2 separate regions of the Homo sapiens genome follow, and region 2 is linked to region 1. Evidence: chromatin loops called from intact Hi-C (ENCODE). Cell type or tissue: sigmoid colon. All regions are shown on one strand. Each heading gives the region's core, and the rest is flanking DNA. Links, peaks and the distances in the headings are about the cores only. Region 1 holds the start of FAM241B (family with sequence similarity 241 member B). Region 2 overlaps COL13A1 (collagen type XIII alpha 1 chain).

Region 1 (11,850 bases), core at 1-8,000:
TCCTCTCCAGAGAAGCAGGGCATCCTCATTCCACATGCACCATTTTCTAAGGAGAATGCACTGCAGCCAGGGGTGACAGAAGCCTCTGGAGGGTGAAAGAGGCTGAGCAGCCTCTGGTCAGGAAGGTCTCCTTAAGCAAGGGAGACCTCGGACCTGCACCCCAGCTCTCCCGACCCTGCAGCCTCACCAGCCATTCTGGCCAGAGGAACCCTCCCCACAAAGCTGACCATCATGCCTGGCATCTCAGAGTGAGGCTGGAAGTTATCCACACATCAGGCAAGGGGTCCAAGCCAGATCTCATCTAGACCTTCTCTCCTAGTTCTGCGTTCCTACTGAGAAAATCTTAGAAACCACCCTCTGAGGTCAAATGCTCGCTGCTGCCTGTTCCCCGAACCCAATCCCTCTTTACCATGTTTTCCGGATCTGCATGCAGGTGTACGATTATTCATACATTTCTTTATATGGACTCATTTTTACTTAAATCTATTTATTGAAAAGGTCACAATAAATAGAATGCCACTACCACTTGTCCTAAACAATAAAGTAGCCAATAAAAATATACCATTAAAACAAAAACAGTGCTAAAAAAGTCTGGAATTTTTTCCACCTGCCCTAAGCCCAAGTCCTGCTCCCTAGGCAGAGGAGACGTCGGCATGTCTTCCACAGGCATCGGAACATGTTGGCATCCAGCTGAGATCTTCTCGGCATAAAAGGATTGAGAGAATTGGGAAGGGCATCGCTTTCTTGCTCTGATTTTGTGCCACTTAATGCAGGCCCCATACCACCTAAAAGTATCTTGGGAACCAACGGACCCACCCACACTTTGGAAATGCTGGACTAACGTCTCCCTCTGCCTCACGCTTAACACAAAGGGGAAACACACACCTGTGGTCCCCTCTCTGATCATACCTTCAAGGCACCACCAGATCCCCTCCAAATATGCCTGCTCTCACACCAAGGCCCAGCAAGTCCCTCTCAACAAACCCACCCCTATCAGCCCTCAGAGGTCACCGCTGACTCAGGTGGGACACCAGGTAGACAAGGCCAACCAGGAGGAGGCCACGAACACCAAGCATCATGAGCAGGAAGAGGAGCAGGATGGAGGTCACCGGCTCCACAGCATGGTTGCCAAGATGCCACTGCGGAAAGCCCATGTTCACCAGCTGCCGGTTGAGGTCATTGAAGGGGGACTGAGCAGCACCCAGCCTGGCACCTGCCTGCTGCTGGCGGGGGCCAGGACCCCCTGGGGGAGCACCATGGCCCCTGTTGAAGAAGCTCTGGAATGTGAAGACAGAGAGAGATGAATGAATCATTGGGTTGACGCACCAGCCAGGAATCAACCTCTCTAGGCTGCATCCTGCCCTTCCTACAGCCACCCAGGGTCACACCCTCCTTTCTCAGCAATCCCCCATGCCACCCATAAGAATCCCAACAACCAAGTCACAAGCTCTCAGAGCACAGAACATGCCAGTCTATATTCCTCACATCAGGCCCAGGACAGAGGAGAGAGGAAGTGGTTGAGGCAGGTTGGACTACAGGGCATGGCTCTAGGGCCAGCATTTTTAATACTCATCATCACTCCTTTCTTTTTTTTTTTTTTTTTTTTTTTGAGACGGAGTCTCGCTCTGTCACCCAGGCTGGAGTGCAATGGCGCGATCTCAGCTCACTGCAACCTCCGCCTCCCAGGTTCAAGCGATTCTCCTGCCTCAGCCTCCTGAGTAGCTGGGATTACAGGCATGCACCACCACACCTGGCTAATTTTGTATTTTTAGTAGAGATGGGGTTTCATCATGTTGGTCAGGCTGGTCTCAAACTCCTGGCCTCCTGATCCGCCCACCTCAGCCTCCCAAAGTGCTGGGATTACAGGTGTGAGCCACCGCGCCCAGCCACCCCTTTAAAATGATTATTCTGTGCCCAGGGCTCATCTCCTCCACTTCCTCTCCAGCTTCTGTCATCCAACCCACTCTTAAAAGAAAGACGCTAGCTCCAGTGAGGTTTGCTAACCAAGTTAAAGGAGAGAGAGCTCTTGGCTGTGAAGTCTGGGGAGGCGCCTGGAGAAAGGAGATCTGGGGAGGTAGACAATAAGCCACTGCATCTTCCCCAGCTCTCTGCAAAGAGGGCTTCAGGCTAGAAAAGGTTAGTGACCAGCAAGAGAGACTTCTGGAAGCTAGGAGTAGCCAGTACACAGGAGGCCATCTGTCCCACTCCACAGGAAATGAGTACCTACCTGTCGAGGAATGCTACCTCTTGGTGGCTGGGTAGTGGTCCTCACTCGGGGGTCGTCATCCTGCACGATTTCCCCATTGGCCAAGATCCGCACCATCCTCCCAGGCGCTGTGGGTCCCTGATGGGCTGCACCTGCATTGTGTGGTCAGGGTGGGCAGGCTAATGGAAGCCAAGTGGCACAGAAGTTCTCCCCACCACAAAACCTTTAGCTGTTAGTGATCTGGGACCAGACTCGTGAAGATCTGTGGAGGATTTTCCCCCTGACCTCAAAAAGCTTGAAGGAAAAAATTTACCAGAAATTGAGGGAGGCTTGCAGTCAGTGATGTTCACAGAGGTGACCCACGCTGAGTAGATGCTGTGTCTGATTAACAAAAAGGGGAGAAATAAAGGCAAGTTGTTTGCCAGGCAAAAAGATTTCAGACATTGAGTCCACCAGGAAAACTATCAAAAAGATCCTTGGCAAAGGAAGTTTTACTGCCAATCACTACACTGCCAACAGCACAACTGGGACTAGAGCCTCTGCTGTGGCCCACGCCCCGTGGAAGGCCCATCCTGCAAGGCTCACCTCACTCAAGCCTCACAACACTCCCCCGAGGAGGGTACTAGCGCGGCCATTGCACAGGCGGAGGCACAGGGAGACTTAAGTGGCCTGCCCGGGATCACACCTACGGACAGCAGAGAAGGAACACGAGGCCAGAAGCTCTGGTTCTAGGGCCCTCCCTGGGTACTAAACTGGGAGTCCAGGGCACCAGCATCCCCAGTGGGGTTCCAATTCCCTTCCACTAAAAAATGGGTCGAGTGTGTTGCTCCCCCAGGGAGTCAATGTCACCACCTGGGCCTTCCCCAGGAACACCCAGGGAGATGAGGGTCACTTCGGGGTTACTTTACAACCACTGCCTGGTAGCGGCAGACCATCCTAGCCATCATGCGCCTCGGAAGAGCACACCTTTGCTGCAGAGGGCACGCCCCTCACCTGTCCCTCACTTCGCAGGGAACACCAGTCCAACCTTGGCTAACGGGCGCAGGGCCCAGCCTTCCCAAAATATGGGAGGGGGTTGCTGCGGTGGCCCTCGAAAGGCTCCACTCCGCGGACCCCTGGACTGCGGGGCCCCTCCACGCCTCCCCTTGAGTCTGGGTAAAGGCCATTCATTCTCAGGAGATGAGCCTCAGTGTCCACCTACATTCCAGATAGCACTGGTGACATGTATGCCGAAAAAGGTCAGGAGCCCTGTGGTCTTGCCCGTAGCCTGGAGCCCGGGACAGGCGCGTCCCCCTCCTGAAGCCCGCTGGCCCTGGCGCAGGCCGAGCGGATGGTGGTCGCGCGCAGTCCCTTTGTGCTTTGTCATCGCGCCCCCGCCCGGTGGGCCACCCGCGCGCCCGGCCCGCGGCGCACCTGACATTCCGGGCCGGGGGCGGGAGGGACGCTGCCCCGGCCGCCAGCCCCAGCCTCTGGAGCCCGACACCGGCTCCAAGTCCCGGCCCGGGCTGCAGCGAGGGATGCGCTCCCTCCCCGGCGCGGCGACTCACCTGCAGGCGCGACTCCGGGCCTCGGCGGCGTCCACTCCCGGCGGCTCCAGGCGGTTTCCTCCCACCTGACCTCACAGGAAGCGCGCGCCGGAGGGGCGCGGCCCAGTGGCGGCGCACATCGCCCTCTGTAGGCCGCCTGAGGAATTGCACCTGCCCGGCCCAGGGTTGGGGGCGGCGCGGGGTGCTGGGGGTCGGGGAGATGGGGCGTGGGAAGGAGTGGGAGGTGGGGATGGAGAGAAAAGAGGATGGGAGGAGAAGACACGTGGAAAAGAAGGAGAAGAAGGAGGAGGGAGAAAAGAAGGAAAAGGAAGCGGCGTCCACGGAGGAAAAACCCAGGGGGTGGGGGCGCCCTGGCCTGGGAGGAAGGGCGGGCGCAGGCTCAGATGACCAGTGTTATGTTTGCTGACCCAGCTCCGTGGATGCCCCTTGAGTAGGACCCAACCCTGCCCTCTAGGAGTTCCAAGTTCAGTGGGGAAGATGAGGCAGGAACGGGGCAGAACCCTCTGTAGGCTTCCAGGAGAAGATGCGTTTGAGCTGGGGCAGGAGGGTAGGTAAGGATAGAGAAGGTCACTCTTGGCAGAAGGAACCACCTGCAGGGAGTGAATGATCCACCTCTGCCTCCTTCCTGATGTTTTAAAATCCACTTCTCCCCCACCACCTTCATAAGCTGCTCCCTGTGGACCTGCTCACCAGTGGGGGAGAATGAGCTGTGCAGTCCCACAGTCTGGGTTCAGGTTCTGGACTCTAGCAAGTTACTTAGCTGCTCAGTGTCACAAAGCAGGTGTAATCATAGCCTTACAGGACTTCTGTGAAGATTAAGTATGATGTCTCTGGCACATTGGCAATGTTGATAAACGTTAGCTATGATTATCATTTAATAAATGTTTGTGGGAGTGGCAGATATTTGTTGAGCATTTATTAGAACCCAGATTCTGCTAGCTGCTGGGCAGAAGGAACAAAACTAAGAGAGAGATTTAGACCTGGCCTGGAGGACTCATAGTCGGCCACCATAGTCTGATTATTTGATCATGAAACCTTATCAGCAAAAAATGTTTCACGGGTCGCTCTGGTATCTGTATCTTATTTATATGTTACTATTTTTGTTTGTTTCTAAATTACACATGTGTACTGTGAGAACAGATTGGCATGATGGATAAAAGGTGGCTGCTGGAGCCATCCTGTGTTTGAATGTTGGTGTGACTGCTTTCTGGCACTTTCGTGTCAAGTGCTTGGATGAGAGCCTGGCTGCAGTACATGCTCAACGGCTGCTGACTGTTATGATCATTACCTCTTCTACTATCAAGTCGATTGTAAAGCATGCACATTTTAAAAGCATAGGATGTAAAGTAAATATAAACCAAAATCCTAGTGCTTTCTCCCCACACCCCAGTGTGTTCCAGGTATGCCAAGTGCACGCATGAAAGCAGTAATCACAAGGCAGGATGCCCGATTGTCAGAGGTGGCCTGTGATCCCAAATCGCAATGTGCACATTGGAATTACCTGGAATGTTTAGAAACCATCCCAATACCTAGGTTCCACCCCAGAGATCACAATGTCGTTGATCTGGGTTACAATCTGTGCATGGAGACATTTTAAAAACCAGTCTTCTAATGAGCAGCTAGGGCCGAGAAACACTGCCTTCCATGAACAGAACCCCATAAGTAGGTCACGGAACTCAGGAGCCCCAAGAGGGAGGTAACCTCTGTGGGCTGGGAAACCAGGGGATACAGGCAGAAAATCATGGATGTTTTCAGGAAGATTTGAGCTGGTATAACTGCTGCCAGAGAGATACACTCCAGCTGGAGAGAACCGTAAGAGTCGAGAGGAAGAAGCAAGTCCCTACAGAAAAGTCAAGAACAGCTTTGGGGTGGGAAGTGATAGTGCTTGACTGGACTTAGAAATAGCCTATTATTACCAACTAAAATAGCCTAAGGAGGCAACATACCACTTTTGCTATCTCTCCACCTTCTTCAGGTGTCTCTCCTGCTCAAGAACCTGCAATGGTCCCTACTGTCTGCTCCAACAAGCCCCAACTCATTGGCAAGGCTTTGACAACCCTCCAACTCTAGCCCCAGCACACTGTCAGCAACTCCTTCCCTCAGCTCTGCCCACCTGGCCTCTTTGCTTTCCCTGAAGTAGATCACCCAAAGGCCTGCTTTGCTTGGGCCTGAATATCTGCTGGAAGGCCAGCTCCACCCAATCTAAATCCCTTCATCCACAAACGTGATTGTTTCATGTAATAATAATAATAACCCCTATATGTGCAGAGTCCTTACTTCCAAAGTGTTTTCCCAGAGACCACTTCATTCTTTTTTGGATTATGAAATAGAAAGAGTAGGTGTTATTATTCCTCTTTTACCAAGGTGAAATTGAGGCTCAGAGACAAGGTAGATGATGAGCCCAAGGTCAGTGACAGAGCCAGCGTTCAAATGAAGGCAGGTCCCCGGGCTCTGCATTCCAGGCTTTTGCATCCACCAAACAGACTCCCCTGAGTTCATCTCAGCTCTGCAGCCTCTTTACAATTGTGCCCCCACCTTCCCCAGTGCCATCAGCACAAGATTGGGCATTGGGTCATGCCTTAACCCCAACATGTGGTCAATAAAAATGTGCTTTTGGTTTTCTGTTCATAGCAGAGGTCATAATTTTTAAGTCAGGTGTCCTGGCCTGTTCTCTGACTCTGCAGGTGGGAACAACTGTTTCTGCCTCAAAAGAGAATGGCATGATGATAATGGTGATGTCATTTTAAATATATTAATCTATCTATCTCTTTCTCCTGCTATTTCCCCCTGTCTCTTTCCCCTACTCTGGCAGACACTATGCCTGTGTTTATTACTCAGAGAATGGTGTGGGAGAAAGGCAGCACTAGCTTGCCAGTGCCCACTGTTGGTGCCTCCTTAGGCCTGTGGCCATGGAAGACAGTATGACAGGGGCCTCTTCAGAGAAAACACTGGGAAAGGAGGAAATGATGGGAGCATAGGTGTTGTGTGCTGGATCTCAAAGGTGGGCATGAGGCTTGGGAAAGGGAATGGCCAGATAGTGAGTATGACAGGTAGGGCCTTATATGGCCTTGTGGAAATCCTTGGGTCCATTGTGTCTGAGGTGTGGTGGAAGGATTCTTGTGCTCCAGCAATGACAAGGGAGTAGTAAGTAGTAGTAGTAGTAGTAGTAGTAGTAGTAGTAGTAGTAGTAGTGGGAAAATTGCTGGACTTGAAAGGGTCAGGTAGACAGGTATGAAGGGTGGTTCAGTGATGGCCCTCATCCATGGACAGATGATGGGGGACCAGAGGATTGATGGAGGCCTCAGAAAACACCTTACATAGTCAGAAGACTGGAGTGGCCCCACAATATCTTGGTTATATGTAAGTATGTAAGTCCCCTAAGACATAAACCCACCTAGGTGTAATATATTAGCTTGAGTACAGGCTATGCTGCTGGAACAAAAAAAATATACAGTGACTCAATCAAGTAGATGGGCAGCTCTGCTTCACAAGGCCAGCCAAGGACATCCACTCTTCCTAGCTTATTGCTCCCCTACACCCTAGGATGCCACCCTTATTTGCGTCGTCAAAACTGCCTCACCAACTTCTTCGCCATATGCAGCTCATGGAAAGGTGAGACAGAAGAAATGAGGGCTAGTGATTTCTTTTAAAGAAAAGTATTGTAGGTGTAGCACATATTACTTCCCTCACATTCCATTGTGAAGAACGAGTCACATGGCTACAGGGCAGGCACTGATATCCCTGTGTCATTCCGGATATTGGTACTTGTGTCTTCTATCTTGTGTCTTTCACTTTTGCTAGAGGTTTATCAATCTTATTGACTGATCTTTTCAAAGAACCAGCGCTGCTTCACTGAGTCTTCTGTTTCTATTTTTCTGTTTTCAATTTCATTGATTTCTGCTCTTATCTTTATTATTTCCTTCCTTCTGTTTGCTTTGGGTTTATTTTGTTCTTCTGTTTCTAAGTTCTTGAGTCGGGAGTTTAGATTATTGATTTGAGATGTTTCAATGTAAACATTTAGTGCTATAAATTTCCCTGTTAGCACTTTTAGCTGTGCCCCACACATTTTGACGTGTATTTTCATTTTCATTTAGTTATATGTATTTTTAAATTTCTTTTGCTACTTCCCCTTTGGTCCATGGATTATGTTAAAGGATCATTTAGTCTACAAGTGTTGGAGATTTCCTGTTATCTTTCCATTATTGGTTCTAGTAATTACATTGTGGTCAGAGAACACACTCTGTATGAGTTCAATTCTTTTAAGTTTGTTGAGGTTTGTTCTAGGGCCCAGGATATGGTCTATCTTGATGAATGTTTCATAGAAGGTTGAAAAGAATATCCATTCTGCTGGTTTTGGATGGAATGTTCCATAAATCTTTCTTTTTCTTTACTTTTCTTTTCTTTTTTTTTTTTTTGTGACAGGTTCTGGCTCTGTCATCAAGGCTGGAGTGCAGTGGCGTAATCACAGCTCTCTGCAGCCTTGACCTCCTGCCTTAGCTTCCCAAGTAGCTGGGACTACAGGTATGTGCCCAGCTAATTTTTAAAATTTTTTATATAGATGGGTTCTTGCTATGTTGCACAGGCTGGTCTTGAACTCCTGGGCTCAAGCAATCCTCTTGCCTCAGCCTCCCAAAGTGCTGGGATCACAAGTGTGAGTTGCCATGCCCAGCCTATGAATGTTGTTTACATGCTGTTGTTTGATGGTGTTGTATATTTTTTATGATTTTCTGACTAATTGTTCTATCAACTGTTGAAAGAGACATATTGATATCTCTAACAATAATTATACATTTGTCTATTTCTCCTGCCAGTTTTTGCGTCACATGTTTTGCAGCTCTGTTGTTTGGTACGTACACATTTAGTTTTGATATGTCTTCTTGGTGGATTGATTGTTTCATCATACATAATGTCTCTTTCCATCTCTGGTAATTTTTCTTGCTCTGAAGTCCTGCTTTTCTTTAATTCATGTTTGCATAATATACCTTTTTCCATCATTTTACTTTCAACTTGCCTAAATTGTTATATTTGAAGAGAATTTCTTATACACAGAATATAGGTGGATCATGTTTTTAATCCACTCTGCCAGACTGCCTTTTATTTGGATTATTTAGACCATTACATTTAATGTAATTAGTGACACATTAGGGCTTAAATTGCCAATTTATTTTTTGTTTCTGTTTGTTCTGTTTGTCATTTCTCTGTTTTTGTTTTTGTTTTTTTTCATTCCTGTAATCCTGTGGGTTACTTGAACACTTTTTAAAATTCCATTTTGATTTATCGATAGTATTTTATTATGTATATCTCTTTGTATAGCTTATTTAGTAGTTACTCTGGATATAATATATGTACAACTTATCACAGTCCACTGGGGTCAACATTTTATTCATTTGGGTGAAATGTAAGAACCTGCTTCCCTTTATGTTCCTTTACTCGCCCCGTTATACTGTAATTGACTGAAAGATTCTCTCTACATGTGTTTTGAGCCACATCAGTGTTATAATTTTTGCTTTAACAGACAAATATAATTTATAAAATTCAAAAGTAAAAGGAAAGTTTATTGTACTTCCTCATATTTTTGCTTACCATGTTATTTTTTTCTTTCCTACTATTCTAAGTTTCTTTCTTATATTGTTTCCTTTCTATTTGGAGAACTTCCTCTAGCCTTTTTGTTTTAGGGTAGGTCTGGTAACAAATTACTTTCGTTTTCTTTCATCTGTGATTGTCTTGATATACTCTGCATTCACGAAGAATATTTTCACTAGAGAGAGAGTTCTAGTGTTGACTAGATATTTTCACTAGTGTTGACAGTTCTTTCTTTCAACACCTGAAAAATATTGTACCATTTCCCTCTAGCCTCCATGGTATCTAATGAAAAATCTGCTGTTATTTGAATTGTTTTCCCCTAAGGATAAGGTGTCATTTTTTCCCTTGGCTGCTTTCAAGGTATTTTCTTTGTCTTTGATTTTTCAGAAGTTTAATTATGATGTGTTTCAGATGGATTTCCTTGGAATTTTCCTATTTGGGATTCACTCTGTTCTTGAATCAGTAGATTTATATCTGTTGCCAAATTTGGAAAGTTTTTAGCCATTATTTATTTGACTACTTTTTAGCCTCACTCTCCTCCTCTCCTTCTGTGTCTTCAGTGACACAAATGTTAAATCTTTTGTTGTAGTCCTACAGGTCCCTGAGGCTCTGGGTTTTCCTGTTTGTTTGTTTGGTTTTAGTCTATTTTCTGCCTATTTGTTCAGACTGGGCAATTTGTATTGTTCTATTAAATATCTTCCAGCTCACTGATTCCATTCTGCTGTTGAGCCCATCTGCTCAGCCTTTTATTTGAATTATTATACTTTTCCATTTCTCCTTTCCATTAGTTCTTTTTTATGTCTTCTACTCTATTGTTGAGGCTTTCTATTTTGTCACTACTTCAAGCGTGTTCATAATTGCCCAATAAAACATTTATATTTTGGTTGCTTTAAAATCTTTGTCAGATAATTCTAACACCTCTGTCTTTCAGTGTTGCCATCTACTAATGTCTTTTTCATTCAATTTGATGCCTTCCTAGTTCTTAGTTTTGACAAGTGATTTTCTAATAAAATCTGGATTTTTTGCATTATATTATGAGACTCTGGCTCTTATTAAACTTTCTGTTTTAGCTAGCTTTTTCTGTCAGTGCTCCATCAGGGAAAGGAGAGGCACTGCATCATTCATGATCTGTGGAGGTAGAAGCCAAGGTTTCCCACTCAGCCTCATAGACACCCAAGTTATGGGGAGGGAGTGCTCCTCATTACTGCTAAGGGGTATGGGGTTTCCTATTCCCCAGATTGTCTCCACTGACATCATGGTGGGGGAGAGATACATTACCAGATAAGGAAGACTAAGGTACTGACTTCCTATTCAGCCTCTAACACCATTCCAGCAGGGGTTCTGGATGGCTTGTTATGGCCTTAAAAAGGTGTAAGTCTAGGCTTGCCACTTGGTCTTTGCAGGTGTGAGTTTTTCCTGTGGTGTTTGGCTAAAGTAAAGCAGCTATTGGCTAAAAACTTTTAGTCTTTCTAGGTACCTTTCCTAGTACTTTGGCTAGAAAGAGGTGGCTTTTAGGGGGCTTTTGTTATCTATACACTTGGCTGCTTCCAGGTTGCTAGCTTCTTCAGCTGCTAATCCGGGACATATGAGCCAGAAGGCAAACTCACGGAATTCACCCCGTGTTGTGTCTTTCTTCAGATTCCAAAGCCCCCAAACTGCCTGCCTTCTTCTGTCCATCTTTCAAAGTCTTCTTATGTTTGTTTTACACCTAACGTTCAGAGTTTTTAGTTGTACTGAGGAGGAATATAAAAAAGTATATTTTCTCCATCTTCCTGGAAGCAGACATTCAATCTTAAGGTTATAGAAATTAAGAGATTAAGACACTATGACCTAGGTACAGGAATAACAAAATGACCAATCAGTAGATAGAGTCTAGAAACAAACCCATAAACTGGGATTTATGGCAAAGTGGAAGTGCAGAACATAGGAAAAGGAATCTTTTAAATAAATGGTGCTGTGATAATTGGGTATTCCTGTAAGAAAAAAAATGAAATTGGACCCCTACCTAATATATTTGTACATATACCAAAAATAAATTCTTGTATCATTGACCTAAATATGAAAGGCAAAACACAAAGGATTTAGAATATAAATCATATGTATAAATATAAATATAGATATTCTAGACCTCAGAGTAGGAGAAATTTTCTGAACACATTATAAGAAATGCCAACCATAAAGAAAATGATTGATAAATTTTATTACATTAAATTTACATTAAGAACTCATTGATCAAGACTTTTTTTAAGTAAAAAGGCAGCTCCGTGCCCAAGAAAAGGTTTTTTGCAATACATAGAGCCACAAATGATTCATATCCAGAATATACAGAGAGCCTCTAAAATGAATAAGAAAATAGACAATCCGTAAAAAAGTGGGCAAAAGATTTGATCAGGTACATTACAAAAGAAAGAAACCCAAATGGCCAATAAAGTTTTGAAAAAGTGCCCAGCATCATTAACAATCAGAGAAATACAAATTAAAACCTTCACAAGATACTTCCACACATTCATCAGA
Region 2 (11,850 bases), core at 3,851-11,850, 280 kb before region 1:
TAGGAACTGTTTCTGCAGCAGGTTTGGGAAGCCACCAGCTCCACAGCTTAGGGCCTTGCCTTCCCTTGCTCCTGCCTCGGTGCCCCTGCCCCCAGCTGGCTTTCTGAAGGGCTCCACTTCCTCCCGGCCCCCATCCTGACTGGCTACTTCCATGGGTCACTTCGCGTTGGTGACACCTGCATGACTGCTTTCCTTATTCCCATGTGGCCCGGGCCCTTGTCATTCATGCTGGGGAGAAGTCACACTGGCCACAGATCATAACAAAGGCCAGAAGCATCTAGTCCATCCTGGCGGTCTCCTGGGAGAGGTGAGCAGTTCAGAACGCCAGTGGTTGGGCAAGCAATTCCTTTTGACCACTCTGTTCTTCAGATTCTTAATGCTTAGCAACTAAGGGCTCCCAGTCTTTTCTGGCACCCCCTTCTCCGCCTCTAGCTATAACCAGCTCACCTTATTTGGACATAGGGTCATTGCAAATGTAATGAGTTAGGATGAAGTCCCATGGGAGTAGGGTGAGCCCCTATCCAATGTGCTGATGTCCTTTTTATAAAAGGGAGAAATTTGGGCACAGACATGCACACAGGGAAATGCCATATGGAGATGGAGGCAGAGATTGGGGTGATACGTCTATAAGCCAAGGAATGCCAAAGATTGCCAGCAAGCACCAGAAGCCGGGAGAGAGGCTTGGAGCAGATTCTCCCCCTTGGCCCTCAGATGGAGCCCGCCCTGCTAACACCTTGCTTTTGGACTTCCAGCTTCCAGAACTGTGGGACAATGAATTTCTTCTGCTCAAGCCACCCAGCCTGTAGTACTTTGTTACCACAGCCCTAGCAAAATAATACACTTCCCTACCCAGCTTCTTCCACTACGGAAGAACTCTTTTTCCCCCATGACATGAATCAAAGAGCCCCTTAGAGATGCTGAACCCCATTCTCATTTCACAGATTTGGTGAGGGAAGCCCCAAGAGGTTACGTGACTGGTGGCCAACCCCTTACTGAGTCAGTGGCAGAGGCAGGTCGAGCCCGTCTCCCTGATGCTCTGCCTTCTTTTCACAGAGCAGCTGTATTGGTCAGCTCAGGCGGCCATAACAAAGTCTGGGTGGCTTTGACAGCAGAAATGTATTTTCTTACAGTTCTGGATGCTGGAAGTCTGAGATCAGGGTGCCAGTATGGCCAGGTTCTGGTGAGAGCCCTCTTCCTGCCTTGAATATGACAGCTTTCTTGCCGTGTTCTCACAAGGCAGAGAGGGAGAACGGTCTCTCAAAGGTCTCTCTCTTTCTTCCCCTTCTTCTAGGGCCACCAATCCTATTGGATTAGGGCCTCGACCTTATGGTCTCATTTAACCTTAATGACCTCCCCAAGGCCCTATCTAAATACAGCCACACTGGAGGTGAGGGCTTCAACATATGGGTCTGGGATGGACATATTCAGTGCACAGCAGTGTCCAATATCAGGTGAGTGTCCAAGAGCACCCCACCAGCAGGGCTGGGGTATCAGGTCAGCACAAGAAGCTTTGCTACCCATGGCCCTGGGGAGAGGCAGTTCTCATGTGTAATAATGTGAGCTGAGGGCTCTGGGCTTATAATTTGGTCAGATGTCTCAATGAACATTCATTCCAGTGGGAGCCACAGAAGGTGCCACACCAAGTCTTTTGGTGTCGTCTCCTTGGCACCTGCCCCAGGGTAGCAGCTGAACGGTAAAGTAGCCTGAGGCTGGCCAAGAGGGGTTGTGGAGGGCCAGGCAGAGGCCCTGGCAGTGGGAGGGAGCCCCTGCTGCCCTGTCCTGCCTGGGCTGCTCCTGCAGATGTGCTTAGTTTGGGTATCCTTCGGAAGCAGGCCATGTGGAGAAGGAAAGGATGTGGATCCTTGGGGAGCAGAGGTGGAAGGAGGCAAGTTCCTCCTTCTGCTAGGCTTTCTGCTGGGTAATCAAGGCTGCCCAGGAGAGTGGGTGTGCTCTTGAGTGTGGGTTTCTGAAGCTTGGCCAGGCCGTCCTGCCACTCCCCTCATCTCGGAACACATGCACCAACAGCACGCTGCAGGCGACACACCAGCCATGGAGGAAGGCCAGAGAGTAGGGGAATGGTGAGGCTAGGATGAAGGGGCACACACTCAAATACACGATATCCTACCCTCTGCCCCCTCTTTCCCAGCAAACCTGGGGGCCCCGGCTTCCCTTCTGCTCCTGGGTCTCCCTTTGGGGTAAGAAGAGAAAGTCACTGATAAGAAGATGGGGCAGGCAGTGAGGGGTAGGATGGGCAGTGATCATTGACCAGCATTTCCAGAATACTTGTCCCTTAAGCTTTTCCTCTTTAAAAAAGGGTGTTCTGGTCAAAAACGTTTTGAAAATGCCACATAAGATATTTCCTTTTGAGAGCTCCTCAATGCACATTTAGCAAATTAAAGGTTCTGAGAAGGTCTGCAGCAAAGAAACCTGTGTAATATTTCTAACCTAGCATTTCTCAAACTTTTTTTCTTGTCACATATCTTATTGTCACACCTCTTATTGTCACACAAGAGGGAAAGAGAACCCTGTGGGTGCAGGGGACAATAGTCACTGCCTGCTGCAGCTGGCATGCCTGCAGGCCAGGACCCAGGGAGGGGGAGGCATTTGCAGTGTGCTCCTGACCAGTGGGCCCTTCTCTGCTTAGCCAGGTCCCCAGTCCCAGGCCAGCCTCAGGGGGACCAAGAGCAAAACAGCAGCAGCCCCTCCCACCTCTGCCCATGACCGATGCTCTGTGCAGCCCGGAACATTCTCTCTGCATCAGTACCTTGGTTCCTGGGATCCCTGGCTCACCCTGTGTGGAAAAAGAGAAACAAATGTGAGAGACAGAAAAAGCAGAAACAAATGAGCAAGGCACCTGTTGGTGGAGGTGGGGTTGGGGGCAGTCAGGGTGGGGTTAGTGAAACATCTGGCCAGCCCCGGCTCTTCTCTGTTCAGGCATCAGGTCCCAGGCCAAAGGAGGCCTATCAGGCTACTGACCCTTAGAGGGTCCTATTCTTCCCCAGGTGAGGGGTGTGGCAGGTGGGAGCATAAGTGAGGCAGCCCAGGAGGAAAGAGAGGAAGGAATGGACATTTGGTTTGGACATGGTGCCCCCTGTAAGTGCACCTGCTGTGAAGATAGAATTTGAGCACTTGTTTTTCCAGGCTGTCCTCACATCTGCCTGCCAACCAAATGGGCAGTTAGGGTGGGGGTTCTGGAGATGAACTCCTGCTCTCTCTGAAGCTTTGGAAGCATATAGCTGCCCAATTACAGAGCATAAAGGAAAGATCTGGGCTGCCTTCCTGCTGCCTTGGTGCATTGGCAGGCTAGTGAGTTGAGGCAGGAAACCATTGCTACTTACTTGCAAGGCTTAGTTACACATCTGTGGCTCAAGGTTATGCACCTGGCACAAATGTTACTTTGAGAAAAATGTTTCCAAATCCTGTATGCCCCCTCATTGGTCTGGCAGCCACCCCACTGAGTCTAAGATTTCCAGCTCTGCCCGCTCTCTTCTCTCCCACCCTGTCCCTGATGTGTTGGTTACAACAGTCCACTGACCTTCATCCCAGCCACGGCAATTCCGGGCGCCCCCTGGCAGAGAGAGAAAAAAAAAGGTCTGAAGACATTCTGCAGCGAGGGGGCAGCAGGGGGCGGGGGGCAGTGGACAGCCTCCCCATGGTGTGATGAGAAGGAGGACCGCTCACTCCTCCCAACCCCGCAACCACCAACCCCACCTGGGAGGTGGGGGCGCTGAGCTGACGCCACGAGAATGGACCCTGAGGAAGGGGCTTTGTGTAGCTCAGTCTGCGGGGCTCCCTGGGCTTCCCAACCACCTGCATGGCTCCTGGCCTCTCCTGGGAGGCACAGTGGGGACTGTGGGGCACTAGATGGGGCTGGGAGGGGGTCCCTGGGGTGGAAGGGGGAGCTTCGTTGGAATATGAAAGGAGGAGGAGGAGGAGGAGATGGGAAGGGAGACGGCAGGAGAATGGAAAGCCACGGGAGAGGGGTGCAGAATAGATGACAAAGTAAAGGGGCTGATTTCACCAGGGACAGTCGCCCCCAGTGTTTGGTTGGCATTACCCTCACAGTCAGCTCTGTGCACCTCTGCCCTCATGGACTGGGGAGTGGCTGGAGTGAACCCTGTTTTCATATCAGCTTTGTGAAAGCTGATATGAAAACCCTGTTTTCACATCACCTGATATCATTTCACTTTGAGAGATAGATGATGCCCAAAGTGCCCCTTAGCAAATCTCAAGTGGAGGTGATTTTTGGGGGCCCCTACTCTCCACTTGGGTCTTAGGACTGCAGTGGAGCTAGTGGTACCTGAGATGGCTTTTTATGACCCAGGGATGCCCAGGAGGAGGCCGCCCGCATCAGGGGGCACTGATGAGAGACCACAATGCTGCAGCTGGGAGAACCAGGGCAGGCAGAAGGAGGCCCAAAGAGCTGGGACTCCAGAGTGTCCCCAGAGCTGAGGAGAGAGGGATGGGCACTGGGGGAGGGGCCTTGGGGCTGCCTGGGATGTGGGGAAGGGGGAGGTACCTTGGCTCCATGCTTGCCTGGCATCCCTGGCATGCCCCGTTCTCCCTGGAGGAAGAAATGAGAAAGCATGAGGAGAGGACCAGACTCGGGGCCTGTCAGCCTGCAAGGATGTCGGTGAGAATGTCTTGTCTGGAGGCTGGGATGGCTGTCCGGTTCATGTTGAGCTCTGAGGACCCTGCCCTGGTGGCAGCTGTGTGGGCCCCTGTCCTCAGCTATGTGAACTTGCAGGAGGGCCCCAATTACAGGTCACAGAGCAGGAAAGGCCCCCAGACAGAGAGGCTTACCTAGTGGAATGCAAGTTCAGCAAGAGAAGTGACTGGCCCAAGATCTACCTACCACCCTGTGGTTGAGCTGTACCTGGAACTTGGGCTGTGGGACGGGACCAGGGGCAGGAGCCACCCATTGGCTGCTTACCTACTGCACACCTTCCCTCTGGTCCCTGCCTGGGACTTCTTGCCTCATTTTCACTCCAGCAGCTTTGCTAGGATGATACCTTCTGGCTGAGCCAGACAGGAGCTCTCTTCTCTTTTCATCTGGGGTTCCTTTCCCTTCCAAGTCCTCTGGGTCTAACTCTCCCCAAGGGCATGTGTCCCTGCCCATTTATCTGCACCCCATTTCTGACCCTACTTGTCCAGAGGCACAGGTAGGGTCACCTGTCCATTGTTGCTCCTCTGGGACAGCATGGGGTCGCTCTACCATCGTGGCACTGCCCTATCTTTATGTTCAACATCTTTACTTCTCCAGAAAAATGCCAAGTCTATGACAGTAAGGTGAGATCAGGAAGAAGGACACACCACAAGGAGGTGGAGTTGGAGATGACAGCCAGGGACAAGTGGGAGGCCAAGAGCAGGTGAGTCAGGACTATCATCGGCTACATCAGGGGAGTGGGGAGGGCAGCTCCTGGCTCTGGGAGTTGAATCCTATGCAGTGCCTGAGCACGAAGCCCCAGCTGGGGCCCGGGATGGTGTCCAGCAACAGGTGACTGCAGCCAGCCTGCTGCCACTTCCTCCATCTGAAGGCCAGCGCTGTGGATGGGCAACACAGAGTGTGACAATCCTGCTCCCGGCCCAGCTGCCCCATTGGGTGTGACTGCTGTGGCTGCCAGGCCAGGCTGCAGTTCCCATAGGCTTAAAGGCAGAGGGGATCTGGTGTTCTCTGGCTTCCTTCTCAGCTGTCCACACTCTCCCTTTCCTGCCATCTTACAGGAGGTCCTCGTCCATCCTTCTCCTTACCAAGGCTAGAGGACTTCCACCCTCTTCCTCCGTGATGGGTCTTCCATGCAAGTGTCCAGTTAAGCTTCTTAACACACAGGCTGGATAGCGAGACCCCTGCCTTAAAACATCCTTGGCCTGCTGTTGACAGTAGGAAAAGGACCAGGTTCCTGAGCATGACGTTCTGACCCCTGCTTCCTTCCTAGCCTCATCACCTGATATCATGTCATGATATCACTAGTTTCTGTGTCCTGCTAGTTTCTGTGTCCCTGAAAACACTACCCATTTCCACGGTCTGTCTTTCTTCCATTTCAACTTAAAACCCTATTCATCATTTGGAGTCTTGGTTGATAGAGCACCCAGTTCTTGTCTGGTGCCCTGGGCTGAGCTGCCCTCGCACACTGACTCCTGCACCCCTATGGACCACAGACCTGAGGGCCTCTGAGTAGAGAGGGGCTCTGCCCTGTTTTCAGCCTGCAGAGGCTGTTTGATGGGAGTGGGGCCCTTTTATCTCTTCTATGAAGCTTTTTGCTATCCCCTATAACTCAGCGCTGCATCCTCAATGCGACAGGGACCACTTAGCGTTTGTAATCGGCACACACAAATTTATGTCTGCCTGAGATGGCTTCACTTTTATCCTCTTTGGGCCAAGTCTCTAAATTCTACAGAAGGCCTAGAATCTTTAGTTCCCAATGCCAGAGCCCTCTCTCAGCATGACCCCACCAGTGACCCCTGAACCATAGGTGGGATGGCAGAGCTAAATTCAGGAAGTTACCATGGCTGAAAATCTAGAGCCCAAGGCTTGCTCTAGACACTAACTTCCTTCTTGTGGGACTGAGAGAGAAGGGCACAGCCACTTACTGCAGCTGCCATGTGTCTGCACTGGACTGAAAAGCTTTACAACCTTCCTCTCTTCCATCTCCAACAATCCCTTCCAATGTGGGAGTGGACGTTATTCTTGCTTCACAAGTAAGCTAACTGCGGCTCACAGAGGACAGGTATGATTGCCAAGGTCATGCAGCCTAGGGCTTTGGATAGTCTGTTGTCTGTTATGCCAAGGTACTTATTTCTCTTGGCCAACCCAAGTATCAGATGGACTGATGTTCCGTCTGCTTCCACCAAACAGCCTTTGCAGGCTGAAAGCGGAGCAGAGCCCCTCTTTGCTTGGTGGGGGTCCTTAGGTCTGTGGCCCATCATAGGGGTGCAGGGGTCAGAGTGTGGGGGCCGCTCAGCGCAGGATGCCCAGAAAAGCTCACTGCCTGTGTGCACAGCCGCTCTGTGGCCAGCAGAGGGCGTGACAGTACCTCATCTGAAGTCTGGCTACTCCCGCCACAGCGGTCTCCAAGCCCTCTCAGTAGTACCAGCTGAGGGCTCCTGTCATTCTTTCCTTTGGAGGGTCCCCTGCTAGCATTCTGAATGACCAGACCAGTTTGACTCAGTACAGAGGCCCCCACAGTCCTCTGGTGTGGGTGCAGGTGGGAGGTCAGCTTGGGAGTCCTTGACTATTCAGAGGCCCCCGTCATCCCTCTCTTCTACTTTCTCTGTCTTTTCTCTTGCTTTCCCTCAATGCCTCTGCCCTCTTCTTCCCACCTCCATTTCGAGGAGCTGGGCTGGCAGTGCAGGTGACCACAGATAAGCCACTTTCTCCCACTGGTCCAGGGTTCTTGGTTGCAAAGTGCGGTTAGATCAGATACCTCCCATCCACTGGTGCTCCTGTCTCTTCCCACCCACCCCAGCCCTTTCTCTGCTCCCCTGCACAGCCCTTTGGAAGGAGAGAGGCCAAAGCTGGGGAGGTGCCATTTGGCTTGGTTGGCAGCTCCAGAAAAAGGCTCTGTGGGGTGGGGAGGGACTCTTAGCTTTGGTTAAAAATGCAGCTCTAGGAGGGGTCTCAGTGGGTCCCTGCTCTCCCTTCCTCCTGCCCAGAGGGGTGCTCCTGCAGGGAGGAGGTGGTGTCTGCTTCAAGCTTGTCTCTGGGCTTCTGTCTCCAATCCTGGAAGAAACTGTGCAGAGCAAAACCCCGGAGCGTGAGAGTCTCCAGGCTAATTGGGGTTGTCCTCAGCCCCTGTTGATGTGAGTGTGTAAAGACACAATCAGGTACTCAGGGGAAATCAGAGCCCCAGGAGCCTCCTCGGGAGGCAGCCCTCCTTGTTAGGGTGGCTGACCTTCGCCCCTTCCCTCCTCTCTGGGTCAATTCTCTTAATTTCGCAAGTGACCCGGGCTTCCTTGATCCCCATGGCAGGGCCTCCCTCCCTCCCACCCCCTTGCTTGGCAGGAAGCAGGGGCGCCCCCACTGGCCTCCCCCAGCTGACCTCGCTCTGCCGCTCACTCCACTCTCATTAGGCTCACTCCCTGGGGCTTGTCTCCAGGGACCTGCCCCTGCCTGACCTCTGAACTGGGGAATGGCTTCTCCTAAAGCCAAAAACATTGGTTCCTGGATGATGGGGAGGTGAGAGTCATTATCAAGGACTCCAGCGTCGTCGCTGTGGCTGGGGCCCATGTGCAGGAGGCAGGAGGCGGGGGAGGGGGAGGGCGTGGTTATTGCCCGAGGAGGACAGTGGCCCACCTCTGTTCAGAGGACTGTTCCTTGGGGCATGTCTTTGTGTGAGCCTGTCTAAGGGCTCCTTCTTTTCTAATTCCCCTCCTAGGTTTTCCTATTTAAAAAGTGTATTAGTAATTGTGCTCAGTTTCCATCCACTCACTCATCACTGTCTTGGTTTTTGGAGGGCCTGGCTCACTCAGTCCAGCAAAGCCCACAGGCCTCAATTCACCTCCTCTATCTCTGCCCCCTCTTGTCTCCCCAGAAGGGACTCAGAAGTTCCCCTGGGGGCTCTCAGCCGCCTTACTTGGGCTGGGGAAGTGGGTGCTCTGAGCCTTACAAAAGGTCTTGGCCACGTGCATGGTGTGATGGCAGAAGCTGTGACTCCTGGGCCAACATCCAGCCACCCCTCTGCAAGGCTGGCTTTTTAACCTCAGTGCCAAGAACCAATGCAGGAAGGGATGGATTGTAGTCATTGTGGCTGAGAAGGCTCTAGGGGAGCACAAGTGGGTAGAGAGGCGTTTGCTTTGAATGACCTTGAAGGCCTGTCCCATCCCTGATTTTGAGGCTGCCACTCAGACTCCCCAGCTGGGCACTGCACCTGAGCACCACACAGCATTGATAGGTCCTCTGTTCTGGTCCAAGATTCCAGGTGGGAGGATGCATCCTTTACAGAGATGATAGAATGGAAGTGAGCTCCTTGGAGCATAAACCAGCCAAGCTCTGCTCCTGTGGGAGTGGCCTCTTAATTGGCGATTTACTGTTTGTTGAACAAGCTGGGCAGGGACTTGGCAAGAAAGCACAGTCTAGAGGAAGGAAGGGGGCTTTACGGTCAGCTCCCAGCCAAGGTCAGGCCAGGGAAGCACGGGGAAGTAAATGAAGTTCTCTAAGATTAGGCCTGGTTTCTGCTGCAGCCAGGTCTGGGTTGGAAGGCCCTGAGCAAATGCATCTGGTGGCACAGGCTCTTTGTTCTCTGTAAGGGAGGAGGAAGGCCCGCCTGAGAGTGTGGGGAGTTTGCGGGGAGGGGTGGGGGTGGGGGGCGGTCGGTGGACAGCTCAAGCCTCAAGCCTGGACCAGGGTCTTTTCCCTAGGCCAGAAAAGCCAGGTGTGGAGGGCTAACGGTTTTCTCCCTATAAAGAGTTCCCAGGTCTTCCTTCCGGGAAAAAGGCAGCTCAGTTCCTGCTTCCCTGCTACAGCCATCTTCCACACCAGAGAGGACCGGAACCGCGGAAATCCTAGTTCCTCCTGTAATTAGGGCCGGCAGGAAGTGATCCGGGGAATTACCGGGGTCGGGTGCCCCATTGAAGGCCAGGGCTTTGGAAGGGCAGCTGGCTTATAATCTCAATTTGAGATCGGTTGATTTTGTAGTTAGTTCCAAAAAGAAAAGTCAGCTCTAATTAATCTTGGACTTTGGAGTGCATGAAAAACAAAGCCCAGAGTGCTCAGGGTGGGGGCTGGGGTCGCTTTAGTCTCCACAAGGTCTCAGATCAGAGGCCCAGATCTTAGTTTTCTTATCTTTAATGCGAATGGTCCCCACTAGGATTTCACAGCTTTCAAAGAAAATGCTGTCCCCGCACTAGCAGGCTCCTGCATCTAGGGCTTCCATCTGCACGGAGCACTCAGTGGGAGTGGGAACCGCATGGGCTACTCAGGTCCTACAGGAGCCGGAGGGGTGCAGGAAGGTTTCAGGAATAGCTGTCGTGGAAGGTTGGGGCAAGCTGCCTCCTCCAGGCTTTATTGGGAGTCCTGAAACCATCCCAACTCCCTGAGGGACTTATTTGGATGGAGTCAGTGCCAATGGGCAAAGCACTCCACTTCCTTAATTCTTTGGCAAGAGCAACACACCAAGTACTCCCTGTTCTCTGCTGCAGACTCTGCAGACATGCTCCCAGGGAGCCTGGAGACTCAGAGAAAGGCCTGAATCCAGCCTTCTCTTACAAGAACGAAAACAGCTCAGCTGCCACCTCCTTTCCTTCCATTCATGGAGGGGTATGGGGGAAGGTCTACTGGAAATCATCATGGGGTCCCCCAGGGCTGCTAAGAGGCAGATAGTAAAGCCATTCAGAGCAAGGCTTTGGGATCACACAGACCTGGCTTCTCTATTTCCTAGCTGTGGACCTCGGGGAAAATGGCCTCTGTGAACCTCAGTATGCTCATCCATAAGTTGGGAATTGAGTAAAACCTACCTCACAGGGTTGTTACAAGGATTCAATAAGTTGATGCATGCAAAGTGCCTAGTACACAGCCTGGCTTGTTGAAGAAGCCAGTAAGGTAGTTACAATTGCACGAGTTATCATTCTACAGAAGTGTGTCCACCACACGGGCCCTTGCTCTGGCTGGCAGATCAGAATCCTCATGCCCTTTGGCTGAAGCATTGAGAAGGGGCAAGGGGAAGGGCCAGCACAGCCACAGAATGAAGGCTGAGATGGCTGGGTGGGTGGGCTTCTGTCCCTGTGCCCTTCCCCAGCCCTCTAGCCATCTCATCATAGGGCCCATCCACTCTCCTCCCCAGGGCATTCCTGTTTCTGGGGAGCCCCACTGGCCTCCAGGAGGGGTAGCTGCAGTTGCAAACAGCTCTAGCCTGAAGCTCTCATTTCCTCCTCTGGTCTGAAACCCACAGCCTGAAAGAGGGGAATGTGTGTTTCAGCCATGGTCCTTCATGCAAACCATGAGGCTTAACATCCAGGCCACCACAGGCATCAAATGCGCCCCCAAAGTGAGACAGACAGACCAGTTCTGCGTACTTAAAAGATAAGCTCTCACCAGGTTTTGTGATCCACACACAATCTGACAATACTCGTCAACCCCCTTGAAAGAGAGCCAAGGTTGTAATGTTTTAAACACGCTTTGCATCTTGCAACATATTTAAAGTAGATCAGTGTCATAAATTTGGATCAAATAGATACCACATGGGTGCACAACAATACTCGCAGTGTCTAGGCAGGAGGGCTGGCCCTGACTGGGGCATGGGGGCAGCACAGGGGCTGCTGGCCACACTGGGCTTTGATCTCAAGGAACTGATGGAGAAGCCTGCCTTGCGGGTCTGGCTGGCTTTTAAGAGGATACCAGGCCCAGTCCAGCTGCTGGGGGTGGTGGTGGACATTAGCAAACTTCATAGACTGAGAGCCTGTGGTGTCAGAAAGGTGTCCCTCCAAGTGGGTCAGATCTCTGGGGTGAAGCAAGGAAGCTCATGTGGGGGGCCCATCAGTTACCCCACAGGTCCCGCTCACATCCTGACCTCAAGAGGCAGTCACATGGCCCCTGTCTCAGCTTGGCATCCCCAGCTGCTGGCACTGCTCCTCCCCAGGGTGGTAGGGGAGGCCAAACTCATCTTCCCAGCCCCTGAGACCAAGCCACCCTTCGTGTTAGTGCCTCCTCCGTAGGCCTTACTCCAAGCAGAGAGCAGAGCATGGAGGAGAGAATAAAAGAGAGGACTGATGGGCAATAGAAGGGAGGTAGGGGGACAGCCCTCCACATCCCAAAGAAACCATTAGTAGGTGGAGGTTGGGAGGGTTGGTCTGTGCAGTTAGCTTAGCCTGGGGTGAGTCCCCTGAGCAGATATTCAACTTCTGCACCAGGGTGCA

The links. Hi-C counts contacts between places; a loop is a spot of excess contacts. Peaks named below come from ENCODE experiments on the same cell type or tissue, not always from the same donor. Only the 100,000 strongest peaks of a DNase experiment are listed, where the experiment ranks them.
Region 2: a loop joins it to region 1, with 5 times the contacts of the local background. A loop is called at or near these places in 3 of 110 quality-filtered maps.

The regions. Positions count from the first base shown.
Region 1 is chr10:69,622,217-69,634,066 of GRCh38, reverse strand. FAM241B (family with sequence similarity 241 member B) reads right to left here and starts at 3,820. Exons shown (of 4, transcript NM_145306.3): 1 at 3,754-3,820; 2 at 2,520-2,587; 3 at 2,228-2,358; 4 at 471-1,277. The coding sequence starts at 2,323. The coding sequence ends at 1,008. RefSeq lists an enhancer at 2,392-3,277. In sigmoid colon, for the core only: a CTCF peak has its summit at 3,880 (motif pointing left); a DNase peak (open chromatin) is centred at 3,806; H3K4me3 peaks cover 1,245 bases.
Region 2 is chr10:69,910,003-69,921,852 of GRCh38, reverse strand. COL13A1 (collagen type XIII alpha 1 chain) reads right to left here. Exons shown (of 41, transcript NM_001368882.1): 18 at 4,520-4,564; 19 at 3,536-3,568; 20 at 2,765-2,791; 21 at 2,126-2,188. Among named protein-coding and RNA genes, the nearest start is that of LINC02636, 93 kb to the left of the region's middle. RefSeq lists enhancers at 4,615-5,294, 7,094-7,143 and a silencer at 6,944-7,033. In sigmoid colon, for the core only: CTCF peaks have their summits at 6,784 and 7,006 (motif pointing right); DNase peaks (open chromatin) are centred at 7,032, 9,054 and 10,072; H3K27me3 peaks cover 523 bases.